Regions from separate parts of the Homo sapiens genome. Here regions 1, 2 and 4 are each linked to region 3. Evidence: chromatin contacts called from ENCODE Hi-C or POLR2A ChIA-PET data. All regions are on one chromosome and are shown on one strand. The core of a region is the stretch at or near the end of the contact, and the rest is flanking DNA. Distances in the headings are between cores, read along the strand shown.

What was found. Hi-C counts contacts between places; a loop is a spot of excess contacts on that map. ChIA-PET counts read pairs that join two places held with the same protein, here RNA polymerase II (POLR2A). Pooled maps may share reads with other maps.
Region 1: a pooled map shows a loop between it and region 3 (4-fold over the local background). The contact joins two enhancer-like sites. A Hi-C loop is called at or near these places in 1 of 37 single-sample maps with no recorded cell type and 9 of 50 pooled maps. POLR2A ChIA-PET finds 5 or more read pairs at or near these places in 3 of 52 experiments (PC-9, activated CD8-positive, alpha-beta T cell and activated naive CD4-positive, alpha-beta T cell).
Region 2: a map of naive thymus-derived CD4-positive, alpha-beta T cell shows a loop between it and region 3 (8-fold over the local background). The contact joins two enhancer-like sites. A Hi-C loop is called at or near these places in 1 of 168 maps with a recorded cell type or tissue (naive thymus-derived CD4-positive, alpha-beta T cell), 1 of 37 single-sample maps with no recorded cell type and 6 of 50 pooled maps. POLR2A ChIA-PET finds 5 or more read pairs at or near these places in 3 of 52 experiments (OCI-LY7, activated CD4-positive, alpha-beta T cell and activated T-cell).
Region 4: a loop to region 3 is called in a pooled map, with 4 times the contacts of the local background. The contact joins two enhancer-like sites. A Hi-C loop is called at or near these places in 1 of 50 pooled maps. POLR2A ChIA-PET finds 5 or more read pairs at or near these places in 2 of 52 experiments (OCI-LY7 and activated B cell).

Annotation. Positions count from the first base shown.
Region 1 is chr6:14,742,803-14,746,281 of GRCh38, forward strand. No RefSeq gene overlaps it. Among named protein-coding and RNA genes, the nearest start is that of LINC01108, 460 kb to the left of the region's middle. RefSeq lists an enhancer at 309-1,508. Within about 2 kb of position 1,314, at least 16 of the 41 ENCODE cell types and tissues checked have a DNase peak (open chromatin) inside an H3K27ac peak, as active enhancers do.
Region 2 is chr6:14,662,742-14,665,857 of GRCh38, forward strand. The region is part of intron 1 of LOC101928354 (a long non-coding RNA gene); the gene reads right to left. It overlaps LOC102724463 (a long non-coding RNA gene), which reads left to right. Exons shown (of 3, transcript XR_926514.4): 3 at 2,305-2,522. Among named protein-coding and RNA genes, the nearest start is that of LINC01108, 380 kb to the left of the region's middle. Within about 2 kb of position 1,515, at least 7 of the 41 ENCODE cell types and tissues checked have a DNase peak (open chromatin) inside an H3K27ac peak, as active enhancers do; they include OCI-LY7, where a contact is called at or near this core.
Region 3 is chr6:15,297,824-15,301,135 of GRCh38, forward strand. All of the region lies in intron 1 of JARID2 (jumonji and AT-rich interaction domain containing 2), which reads left to right. Among named protein-coding and RNA genes, the nearest start is that of JARID2-AS1, 51 kb to the left of the region's middle. Within about 2 kb of position 1,813, at least 10 of the 41 ENCODE cell types and tissues checked have a DNase peak (open chromatin) inside an H3K27ac peak, as active enhancers do; they include OCI-LY7, where a contact is called at or near this core.
Region 4 is chr6:14,381,919-14,385,226 of GRCh38, forward strand. No RefSeq gene overlaps it. Among named protein-coding and RNA genes, the nearest start is that of LINC01108, 98 kb to the left of the region's middle. RefSeq lists an enhancer at 1-225. Within about 2 kb of position 1,598, at least 3 of the 41 ENCODE cell types and tissues checked have a DNase peak (open chromatin) inside an H3K27ac peak, as active enhancers do; they include OCI-LY7, where a contact is called at or near this core.

The sequences.
Region 1 (3,479 bases), core at 64-2,563, 560 kb before region 3:
AGGAAGGAGGTACATTGCTTTTCCGGAAGAAGTACTAGAAACCCGCTCTCTCTCACTCACTCGCACTCTCTGGACACAGATAAGGGAGCACTAGCATTAATGTGTTGGCAACCATTCTATGCTCACAAAGACAGCAAGCCCCAGGAGCGAGTGAACCCTCATAGGCAGAGATAGAGGTAACCTGGGGGCTTACAAGCATCAATAAGCCACTGGCCTCTCCTCTCCTGAGCCAACAAGTGTCCTTATCACTTAGGAAAGTTTTTACATTTTCTATGAATTGCCAGTGTAAGCACCCTAACCCATACTGGTTTCTTCTGAAACCACATTACCTGAGACCTTTTCTGGTGAGGATTCTGTCACTGGTCAGTTGTCATTTCTCAGTGACAAATGAGACCACATGCACTAAAGCCCGTAGCCCAATACTTAGCACTCACTAGATGCTCAATAGATGTTAGTTCCTGTCACTTTGTCTTGCTTCTCAGCTTTGATCACTTGCTCTCCCACATCTTCACCATTGCTTCAATGTTTTGTACACTAATGGCCAGGTCCCAGCAGGCCTCCAGATGGCTCAATGGTTAGAAGTCTCACTGCCTAGGAAGTACTGGAACTGGGAACTCCATGATCCACAAACACCAGCAAATGAGAGACGTTGTTTATTAGACTGCTACCATGGCTAGTCACGTCATGGGGGTTCTCACTTTTCCCAGGATTAGCATGAACACCAACACCCAGTAAAATCTGGATTTCAATCATCCAGAGCCAGTTGAAAATGTTTCACTCCTGAGTCATCATTGGCAGTAATCAGTTGTCACATAGCAGATGTTCAAAATAGACTGATTAATAAAGAATTCTGATTATTAGATGATAGTAATAGTGAGAGGAGAGTGAGATGAGAGTGGGCTCATGGTATTGCTAAAGAAGGCCAAGAATGTTGACCAGTAACTTCTCTTGAAAACAGAGCTGCTGTACTTCCCCACTTCGTCTCCCTAAATGGCCTCGTTCCAGGATTGGGCCCATCAGAAATTGAGAAAGAAAGGAGAGAAGGGGGAAGGAAAGAGAAAGAAGGAAGGTGGATAAAAAGAGTTGTGTCTCAAAGTTTCCTGAGCTACAACACTGCCCTAGAATGATCTGTTCTCTAAGGTGTCCTAAGAAATCCTCCCCAAATGGTTGTGGTTTTGTCTTTTTGCTTTGTTGTTTCGAATTCATTCTGATTTGATTGTGAGATACATGAATCTTACAGTAACCTCATGAAACACTTGTGGAGACCTTGGGATATTGTGAAAACATTCTGAGAGCGCTAGCCTGAGAATGCTAGCCTGGGTGGACCACTCCCTCCCGCCTCACCAGTGACTCACTTGGTGACTCAGTGCTTGTCACGCAGAGATCCACTGGGCCCATGTGCAGCTCACCTTCCTCCGCCTACCTTGAGGAAAACTAGGGACTCATTAGACAAAGTGTTCAAACTGTTTTCTGTTCCTCCAGGCATAAGTTATATGTATACAAGGCATTATCATCTCCCACACATTAAGGAGCAGTGGAAATCGGAAGTGGGGAATAGGAGGCTGGGGGCATTGGAGGGGCAATCTTACTTTCACAAAGATGTTAATTGAATGTTACCAGCAAAGCAAAGACCTAGAAATTTCATAAAATAGAAAAGATTCTGATTATTGTTTTCATTATCAAAATTTCTAATTTCTTGAGGACTTTAAAAAAAAGAAGGCGGCCAGGGGCAGTGCCTCACACCTGTAAACCCAGCACTTTGGGAGGCCAAGGAGGGAGGATTGCTTGAGCCCAGGAGTTTGCGACCAGCTTGGCCAACATGGCGAAACCCCATCTCTACTAAAAATGCAAAAATTAGCCGGGCGTGGTGGCATGTGCCTGTAAACACAGCTACTCGGGAGACTGAGGCAGGAGAATTGCTTGAACCCAGGAGGTGGAGGTTGCAGTGAGCCAAGATCGTGCCACTGCACTCCAGCCTGGGCAACAGAGAGAGACTCTATCTCAAAAAAAAAAAAAAAAAAAAAAAAAAAAAAATTTAACCATACGCAGTGGTGCATGCCTGTAGTCCCAGTACGGAGGAGGCTGAGGCAGAAGGATCCCTTGAGCCAGGGAAGTTGAGGCTGCAGTGAGCCATGATCATGCCACTGTATTCCAGTCTGGGCGAGAGAGAGAGAGAGAGAAAGTCTTAATGTGCCAGTGCAAACTTCCATTTCACATATATTAAATCCCCTTTTTACCCTAAAAGACTCTAAAATATCCTGTAATATTTAAATATTTGCACTTTTATTTCTCTCCCATATAATCACCTCAACTTCAGTTTATGCAAATATGTGAAATCTTCAAACATAATAGGAAGCCAAGTTGCTCACAGAAAGGAAACCTATGACAACCTTCATTACTGCATGCCAAAAATGTCAGGCCAATCTACTAATTTACTAGAACCAAGATAAAACCAGCTCAGCCAGCCAGCGCTCAGGAGTTCCCTCTCAAACATATGCAGGGTTAACAAAATATTGAGCCTAAACTCATTTGGAAAATGAGCATGTGTTTTTTTTTTTTTAAGCAGAGGCTGCTTGCTGACCCAGCCTTCCAGTCAAACAGCTAAAACTCAGCTTGTCCTGTTTCCCTTGAGGTCTGAGTTCTAAAGTCCCCTAGTTTCAATACATTTTGCCAGAAATAACTTTAAGGATCTCCTGAACAGGCACCAAAGCTCTTGTAACAATGTAGTCACTTTAAATTAACATCCTAACTTAAAATAACTAAACCTGATTTTTGTTCGTGATCAAAATTTATATTGGAACACCTCCACAGAGGTCAAATTTAACGTATTCACTGACAAACAAGACAAGCAGGGAGGGCATTTACTGACAACCAAGAATTGGAACAGGATGTCAAAAGCAAGGCTGTTTCTGAAAAGAAAATATTAATAGTTTATTTACATTGCCAATCACTGTGGGTTGAACCTAACCCTTAATTAGGCAAAAGAACCAATGGGTAAATCCTCCTCCCCCAAAAGTTTTTCTTTTCCTGAAAGTTCCTTTTAGAAAGCAGCAACCTAGAGGAAAAAGATCTTTAAAAAGGAAAAAGATTATGTGTGTGCCGAAACCTGGAAACAACCAAAATGTCCTTCAATAGGTAAATGGTGGCTCATCCATACTATGAAATACTACTCAGCAATAAAAAGGAGTGAACTATTGATACACAAAATAACTTGGGTAGAATTCAAGGGCATTATGCTGAATTTTATAAAGCCAGTCTCAATGTATCATATACTATGCAATACCAATTAGATAGCATTCTCCAAATGACAAATTATAGACTGCAGAACAGATTAATGGTTGCCATGGGGCTAGGAATGGTGAGTAGAATATGATTATAAAGGGGTTACAATGAGGGAGATCTTTGTGGTGATTAAATAGTTCTGTATCTTGTTGCATCTACACATGCAATAAAATGGCATAGAACTATGCACATGCATT
Region 2 (3,116 bases), core at 265-2,764, 640 kb before region 3:
CATGTTGGGTTGTGCCAGTTTAAAGAGAACGTGAAAAAGATAAGCAAGCAAATGAGGCTGCAAAAGAGGAATCATGGGAGAATGAGGAAAATTAAGTGATCATAGCATCCCTGAGGTCAAAAGAGCAGGGGTTTCAGGGAGAGTGCCAGGGCATTAGTTAATACAAAGAAGAGACCACTGGCTTTGCACCCTGGAGGTCAATGCTATCCTCTTCCTAATCCATTACTATAGAGTGATGGGGACCAGCGTTTGTGTATTGAGGAGATAATGAGAAGTGTAAATGGAAAACAACCAGAAGATAACAAGGATAAACAACTCTTTCAAAAATATAGTCACAGGTCACTTAACAGGACTACATTCTGAGAAATGCACTATTAGACAATTTTATTGTTGTGCGAACATCAACAGAGTAGCTTACACAAACCTAGATGGTGTAGCCTACTAGGCTAGAAGGTGTAGTCTATTGATCCTAGGCTACAAACCTACACAGCATGGTACTGTACTCAATACTGTAGGCAACTATAACACAATGGTAAGGATTTGTGTACCTAAATATACCTAAACATAGAAAAGGGCTAGGTGCAGTGGCTCACACCTGTAATCCCAGCACTTTGGGAGGCTGAGGCAGGCGGATCACCTGAGGCCAGGAGTTTGAGACCAGCCTGACCAACATGGCAAAACCCGGTCTCTACTAAAAACACAAAAATTAGCTGGGCATGGTAGCACATGATTGTAAAATCTCAGTTACTCGGGAGGCTGAGGCATGAGAATTGCTTGAACCCAGGAGCTGGAGGTTGCAGTGAGCAGAGATCACGCCACTGGACTCCAGCCTGGGCAACAGAGCAAGACTCTGTCTCAAAAAATAATAATAATAAATTAAAAAAATAAACATAGAAAAGGTACAGTAAAAATATTGTATTATAATTTTATGGTACCACCATCATATATGCAGTCCATCATTAACTGCCACATCATTACATGGTACATGACTATATTTAATGGCTTAAAAACACAGAGATGTGCAAAATCATTTATGTCCAAGGGTTATTTGTCATAAAAACATAATGTACATAACAAAACTTGGGACAACCTAAAACACCAATACAAGGTATTGGCTAAATTTTAAAAGTGTTTTAGAGAAGCGTATTTAATAGAAGAGGAAAATGTTCACTGTTTAAGTGAATAAAACAAGATACAAAAGGCATATACAGTATGAGTTCAATTTTTTTCATCTATACAATACAGGCATAAAAATATTAAAATGATATATATTTGATAAACTGATAGGTAGATTTCATTTTCTTCTTTGTGTTATTCTGTATTTCTCTAATTTTCTGAGTTCATTTGGATGCTAAAGAATGTCTGTTTTTTTACTTAGGAAGAGAGTGGTTTTTCTGTTTGTATATTTTGGTATATTTTGGTTTGAGGTTTCGGTGGTTTTTTGTTTTGTTTTTGTCTTGAGTGATAGTACGTATATGAGATCATGTACAACTACCTACTGTTGCTCTCTTCCACTGGGATGTTTTTGATGTAATGGCTATGCATCTCGGCCTTGGGGGGCCTAGTGCAGCCTAGTGCAATGTCAAAGGGGCTGTCACCTGGTTCTTGCTGCCACCTGCCTGTGCAGGTGGCTGCTGAGGCAGCCTTTGGCCCACAGGTCCCCTGAGACATCCTTTGCCTCTGTCTGCCTTCCTGGCCCACTGGCTCTCCTGACCAGTCTAAGCACAGATGAGTGGAGGGCGGGGGGAATCGTCCTGGCCTGGCCTGTGCCACACTGGGGCTTGGGAGTTTCTGCAATGTCTGCTGAGGCCCCCCGCCCCCATCCTGGTCTGACTCTGCAGCCAGCTCCAGGAAGTAGAATGCAGGCTACTCTCTCCATAAGATCATGCTTTACCCACTGTCTTTCCTTCTTTCTTAACCCCAGGGAAACCTCATCTAGATTTGAGGATGAGGACGGGTGTAGGGAGCCAATCTCATCCTCTGACATTTCTCCCTAAGGGCGCAGTCCTTTGAAACACGTGTAAGTCAGCAAAAGGCACCCAGGCTATTTGCTTTCCCTCCTACCACATCCGTCCCCTGAGGCAACAAGCATTAGATGGCCTGGCTGCTTTGGGGGAGGGAGGGGCTGGCAAAAGGAGAATGATGGAGCTGGAAGGAGAGACAGAGTAGCCCTAGGTTAACCCTTCAAAACCATTATCCTGATGTGCAGATGTCGACAGAAAACAGCAAGCCTCTCAGTGCCAGCCTGCGTGCTGGAAGTGCACATGCATTATTAATTCACTGGGACATTTTTACCCTTTCCAGCCTGTTTCTCCAGGTTTCCCGCCTCCTTCCACCTTCTGTACAGGACACACCAGTTCCCTCAAGCCCAAAATGTGAGCAGCTGTCATTCTCTGCATAGCCAAGCTCGGCAGTCTGCCGAAAGGGACAAGCCAGTCCCGCAAAGGAATGATGTATGCCAAAAGATACTGCATTAGGATCTTCATTAACTGGAGGGCCAATAAATTTATGAAAATCATGAATCAGTTAATCCATTCCTTACGATGAATAGCTAATTAACATGAGGACAGGGCCTGACCCTTCTATTCATCTCTACTCACTCCTGAGCTTCCTGTTACAGACAGGCTCCAGGGCAGAAAACAGAACCCACATTGGCTAGCGTGTGTTCAGGTGGGTCCCCATGGGGCAAAGCCGAGGGGATGGACTAAACACAACCTTCTCTTAATGTTGGGACTTTCTCTGAGAGTGCATTCTTATTTCTAACTTTTCATTATGAAAATAGTCAAACACAAGTGTAGCAAGGTCTTACAAATTTATGGGGCCGGGTGCGGTGGCCTGTAATCCCAGCGCTTTGGGAGGCCAAGGCGGGCAGATCACCTGAGGTCGGGAGTTCAAGACCAGCCTGCCCAATATGGAGAAACCCTGTCTCTACTAAAAAAGAAAAAAATACAAAATTATCCGGGTGTGGTGGCGCATGCCTGTAATCCCAGCTACTCGGGAGGCTGAGGCAGGAAAATCGCTTGAACCTGGGAGGCGGAGGTTGCAGTGAGCAGAGATCGTGCCATTGCACTCCAGCCTGGGCAACAAGAGTGAAACTCCATCTCAGAAAAATATAT
Region 3 (3,312 bases), core at 563-3,062:
TAGACCCTAGATTTTCTCTACAAATGTAAAATGTTATTTTTACTGTTGAAAATCAGCATATGTGTAGTACAGAAAATTTAGGAAGTGGAAAAAGAAAAAAAAAAAGACTGGGAAACTACAACATTCTTAATGCCCTCTTATATTTATTCAATGAAATCTATGCACAAGTAGATCTAAGACAATTGAGTCAGGTTTAAAATGTAGTATGTTTTCCTTTCCTCTTCTTAGGAGCTCTTTAGCAGAAACATAGTAGCCAAGACATTTTAGGGAGCTTACCCAACTTTTTCTTGATATGTAGCAATAGAAAATGGTGTAATCAGAATGCAGTCAAAATTGCATTTGAATTGTAGTTTAAGTCATTTCTTTTTATTTGATTAATTTGCTTTATTAAGTATCTTCTGGATTCCGCTCTCCTATGCTTGCAAAATAGTAAAAGAGAACAAATTAGAAAGAGAAGAAAATATTTTCGCGAGAAATGACTGCTAGTTTTCATTAGCAGTTGTTAGTGCAATGACAGTTCTGATAAGGTTCCCAAGAGCACTCATTGCTACAGTGAGAACTCAGAATTCCATGGGTATCTTTTCGGGCTCGGTGGTTCACGCCTGTAATCCCAGCACTTTGGGAGGCAGAGGCGGATGGATTATCTGAGGTCAGGAGACCAGCCTGGCCAACATGGTGAAACCCCGCCTCTAGGAAAAATACAAAAATTAGCTGGGTGTGGTGGTGCATGCCTCTAGTCCCAGCTACCCGGGAGGCTGAGGCAGGAGAATTGCTTGAACCCAGGAGGCAGAGGTTGCAGTGAGCTGAGATCATGCCACTGCATTCCAGCCTGGGCAACAGAGTGAGACTCCATCTCAAAAAAAAAAAAAAAGAAAAAATTTCCTTGAGTTTCTTATGTTTTGTTAACTTTCTGTTATTTGTACGGTTGAAACCTCAGAGGATTAGGATAATTGCCTTTTCCAGTTTCCCTGAGCTGCTGAAAATAAACTTTCATATTTTTACTCTCCATACTCAGTATAGTTTACATCTTTAAAAGTGAACATTTATACATGTATTACTTACAAAAACACTCCCTTCTCTCAGTAAAGACCCAAATCAATCCACTAGCAAACTAGAACAAGAGAAGTTAGTGCTGGGTATCCTTAAATGTGTTCTGAGAATGATTTTATTTGCGGGGGTGGGGGGCGGGTGGAGCAGAGAGGATGCTTTGGTGGTGAAATAATTTTGGGGTGCTTGGGTTCTAAGAGGATCATGGTGTACACGAACACATCTGAAGGAAAGAAACCTGGCTATCTGTACCCGACATTTGTCAAACTTCACTGACCCGTGAGCCTTAATTTTGAATACAACCCCTTGGACATAGGGTTCTCTGGAGCCTCCTTTGAGAAGGACCAAAGTCTTGTAAAGAACGTTGAGTGTAGTTTTTGTCCCTGCTGCCACCACCTAATTTGTAAGGATGAGGGCATCAGTAGGTAGCTTGTAATCTTCATTGGGTTCTCAAATTTTAGGTGTGTGTACAACAGAGGTGTGTTTGGTAGAGGAAGGGATGACTGGGATCATGAGTTAAGGTCTTGCATACTGAGGTGGTGGGGCAGTTTCAGAGGGAACCAAAACATTTGTTGAGTCCCAGCTTTTCATCAGGACTCCTGTGCTTTGTGTCAGAAATAGATGCCATCCCTTTTTCTGTAGGAAGGAATTTATAGTTTGGAGAAGGTAGAGTTGGATTTGGAACCTCAGTTGGCCTGCGTTGAGAACTGCTGGTTTCCTGCTCAGTTAGGCCAGTTAGGGGGAAATAAGAAGACTGCCAAAACCTGTGGCTTGTGTCTCAGTTCCCTTTCTCCAGCCACTGCACCAGAGTTTGGGCGCCACACAGATGGTTCTCAGTGGCAGTTCGCAGAGCGGTCCTCATTTGGCCGGAAGCTACTCAGGCAGCCTCTGTTTCCTCACTTCAGCGGGGTGGGCTTGGGTGTGGGTGAAAGAGATAAGATATTTAGCAGTGAGTCATTTTTTTCTGGTAGTTTGACCTGGTTGCTTTGAGGATGATTGCTTCATCCTTTCTCGTACTTTACCCACTGTCCCTTAGGAAAATGGGGGTCCTGTCCGGCCAGTGTTGTTGGTATCTCAGGCCCTGTGGATGTGGGATTCTGCATATCTCTTGAACTGCCTGTTTCCTCCCAACCTCCAAAAGGTTATAATGTCCCCATTCTTCTATGAGTGACCAACATGGAATGCCATGTATGCTCAAAATATGATTTCTCATTGGCCCAGTGTTTGTAAGAAGAAACCTCTGATTTAGGGTGTGCTTCTTTATCTCCTGCATTTGGGGTTGGGATAGGCAGAAATCTGTTGGAAAAATTTTCCGCAGTGAAGGTTGGATGGGTGTTCTGTCCTGTTTTTAATTCTTTGACCACAGGACCTTTTCTCTTGTAAACACTTAAAAACCTCTAAGGCTAATGAGCAAAGCCTGGTGTGATGTATATTTTAAGGAAAGGTGTATAACAATACATGTGTACAAGGAGGGAAGCGGAGAAGGGCATGGGAGTAGAAGGGATCATTCCCCTGCAATTGGATAAGTGACATTTAAGCTGCATTCCATGTAAGCTTTTGGGCCTGGAAACCTTCCCCTCCCATCTTCCTGAGATACTGTGCTTGTTGTGAGCTCATTCAGAGTAATAAACTGTACCCGTAATTCATGAGCTTGCAAGGCCTTCTTTAACCGCTTGCAGCCAGGAGACTAATGACAACATTTAAAATTATAGATTGCTCATTTTGGAGTCTATCTGTTTCGAGTTATGAATGAAATTTCTTAGCCACTTACTGGACAGTAGAACCTGTTTGCAAAGACCCAGTGTCCTCATGTTGTGTGTGTGTGTGTGTGTGTGTGTGTGTGTGTGTGTGTGAGAGAGAGAGAGAGAGAGAGAGAGAGACAGAGAGGAGGGGTGGAGAAAGGGAGCAAGCAGTCCCCCCTTTATGTATGATTCTTAGAGGTGTTACAGGATGCAGTAACCATGAGGACTCTGGTGTTGCACAGAAGTTGAATTCTTACTTGGAAAGTTTAGGTCTGGGACGGAAGGGTGACAGAAAAAGGTTAAGGTTACCCACACTCTATCAGTGGTAGTTATCAATGAGTGACTGTTGGTAGACAGCAAGCAAATGATACTGGGGTAAGAAGGTTCTGGATATGAAAGAACTAGGTAAGATTGCAAATGTAGTCTCTCTATAAACCAGATACTCAAAAGCAAATGTTTAAAGCAGCGTATAAGTAACTGGGTTGTCCATAACTATTTCAGAAATGGCTACAATTACTCAAAT
Region 4 (3,308 bases), core at 348-2,847, 920 kb before region 3:
ACATATTTATGCCAGTGCAAAGAAACAGAAAACTGGGTTCATCTTCATACTGAACTTCATATGACTCAGATCAAATTTCCTCAGTGAGAGCCCATTTACAATAGCCATTATGCTGATGAACATGCCACCGGCTTCCCCAGTGAATACCCAATGAATACCCATTTCTGAACTTGCTCGATAAGAACACGGCTGAAGGTAGATTCCTACAAGGTAAATTCCTATTACTGTCACTTAGGTTGTGGCTTTAGGTAACTGATATGTACGTGACATCACATTATCTACGCTACAGTACTTTAAAGCAAATGACAGATGTTGTAACAGTTTACAAGATGACCCATCTATATTTGATTACTGACAGGCATGAATAATTTACTTCAATATTTCATTAAAATTGTGCCCTGTTAATTAGATGGAGGGTTTTTTGTGACAAAGCACAAACTGCTGGGGTGGGTGGTCTGTGAGGTTGTAGAACATAAAAGGGCTTTTTATTCCCCCAGCAGATGGGGCCCCGCAAGGATAAAAGAGACTTGAGAGCCACTTAAATTGGCCTCAGGACCCTCAGTGTTGAAGCTAAGTGCTGGCTGTGGTTAAATTTATGTAAAGCGCCTAGCACAGTGCCCGGCACCCAGCAGCTGCCGAGAGCTATTAGGATTTTTTTTCCCCAAGTGTTGGGTGTGTGTGGTTAGAAACTTAGTGCCATTTCCAAGCAGGTGTGACTTTCAGTTAAGTGACTTCCTGAGTTTGTATGAGAAATCATTGGTGAAACCCAGAATAGAACTCAGAGTCTTTGCATTCGATTTCCAATCCCATCCCTCTTCTCACTGGGTTGCCTGCCCTCCTTCTGCATGGGCACCTTTGCCAAGAGAGAATGAGATTCTCAAAGCAACTAAAGTCCTCTGGTAGTTTTCAAATGGCCAGTTCTGTCCTCCTCTCAAAATATACTTTGCTCTTGTATTTCCAGTTTCAAAGTAGCAAAATGCAAAGTCCTGTCTTCCTTCCTTCCTTCCTTCCTTCCTTCCTTCCTTCCTTCCTCTTCTTCCTTTCCTTTTTCCTTCCTTCCTTCCTCCTTCCTTCCTTCCTTCCTTCCTTCCTTCCTTCCTTCCTTCCTCCTTCCTTCCTTCTCTCCCTCCTTACATCCCTCTACAAGTATCAGGCCGTGGGGAGCGGGAAAGGAAAGAAAGAAAAGGAAAAAAGACTGTCAAGTGTTTTTTATCATGCAGATGTATGTTGGGGGCATAGAAGTGGCAGGGATTGGAGACTATAGCAGAAGGAGCCCAGGCTCATCTGCTGCTAAAAATAATAAAATTCTAACTTCAGAAAATGTTGAAATATGGCTGGCGTGGCATTGTTTTTGTTGCCTTAGGAAGATACCCTCACTTGACCAGACGATTAAGAAACCTGAAAACTGCGTGTTACTGAACCAAACTTTGGGTCACCCACTCAGTGAACAGAAAAAGCCAAAAGCCAAAAACGAACACCACTGGTATTTGCAGTGAAAGAGAGGCATGTATTTCAGGGTGCCAAGCAAGGAGAACTGGGCAGCTAACACTTAGGACTCAAACTCCCAGACGGATGACAAGCAAGGGTTTTTACAATTGCAACTTCTGCTTTCCTGAAATGTACTTTGAAATGGACATTTAAAGGCATTAAATGTATAGTTGCAGTCGTAACCAAGACAAGGAAGGCATGCAGCCAATACAAGGAATTGTAAACCAAAACAAGGAAGTTACCCATTGGTTTGGCCCTTCGTAGGGGGACATCTTGAAGCAGAGGCTTACAGGTCAGAGGTGGATTCAGAGATTCTTTGATTTGCAATTGGTTAAGGAAGCAAAGCTTTGTCTAAAAACTTGGGGTTAGCAGAAAGCTATGTTTAGTTTTGGCCTGAGGGTGTGACTTTCTCCAGGCACCTCAGGAGGAAATTTAGAACAAAGAACATCAGTTAGAGTTCAGTCCTCAGTGCCCCCTTATCTGAGGTCTATGTGACGGTGGTCAACATTGTCTATCTGGTGGGGCTCCTGTTTCTGAAAAATAGCTCAAGGATACGTCAAGATAATATCTTTTAGTTTCTATAGGGAAGCAAACATCTTGTGACTCTGGCTTACTTGGTGGCTATTGTTTAAGTTACTATTATCTTCCTGCTTAGCAGGTTATTCATTTACTTCCTTAATTGCTGGTTGTAGGGTTAGCTAGGTGCCTGGAATTTCCCTTGAAGGGACTCAAAATTTTCCCTTTGTTTTTTGCTAGGTGGGGAGGTGTAGCTTGGAAGGCTCCTGAGAGGGGTTCCTGCTGTTTCATACACTTTCTCTGACCAGGCTTTCCTGAACTGGGGATAAATAGCGCATCTGCAAACACAGTGATGCCACCAGGTCAAGGTCAACACTGATATCTCAATGGCTACTAGGCCCATGTCTAACAATTCCTCATGCTTTACCCTGGCCCGTAAGCTAAAAATGTTAGGCAAAACATTGCCCATTCTCCTGCCTGTCCTCTTCCTTCTCTGGTCTGCTCCCCTCTCTGTGGAGAGGAAACTCCTGATTTGCTGAGAAGTTTCTCAAAAGCTACAGTGCAAATCACCCTAATTGTTTGCTAGATGAACAATGATCACTCTAACCTCCTAATTAACATTGTTAAAATCTGCTAACAAAGGACATTTAACAATATCTTAATTAGGAAGGATTTCCAATTTGTGATATGGAGCATGTTAGACAAACAGAGCACAATTCTCCCTTTGTTCCTGGGCTCGGTAGCCAGAGAGATTACAAGATATGACACAACATGTTCTGCGTTTGCCATTTATCATTCTATATCCTTTACACATTTGCACTACATAATTAGTATCTTGGCTAATTTTACCTGTGTTATTGTTTGCACTGTAATTTGGAGAGAATAGAGTGGGTGATACGGGTGATTTAGATTGGGGCAGGCATCTGGTTCTCCAGTTCTCCCTCCCACTGACTGCGGCTCCCAAATGCCTGCTGGAAAATACCCCAGCTAGCAGAGAAAGCAAACTTCTTGGGGTCTCCAGTTGCAGATAATGGGGTATAAAATGAATAGCCTTTTGGGTCATTCCAAATAAATATGCAGATGACTAACCCCCATTCCTTTTCCAAGCTCTTACAGCTTATTTTAAAAGCTCCTATTATCTATCACTTAATTATTAAAAAGTGTCTACTCTGTTTTCATAAATTATCTATGTGTTGGAGATATTGGCATATGAGAGAGTCGTGGGGAAAAGGGAGGTTCCAAAGCCAATTATCCCAGCGGAGAAGGTTTTAGAATATAATGGGATCCCTGAATTATTTTATACC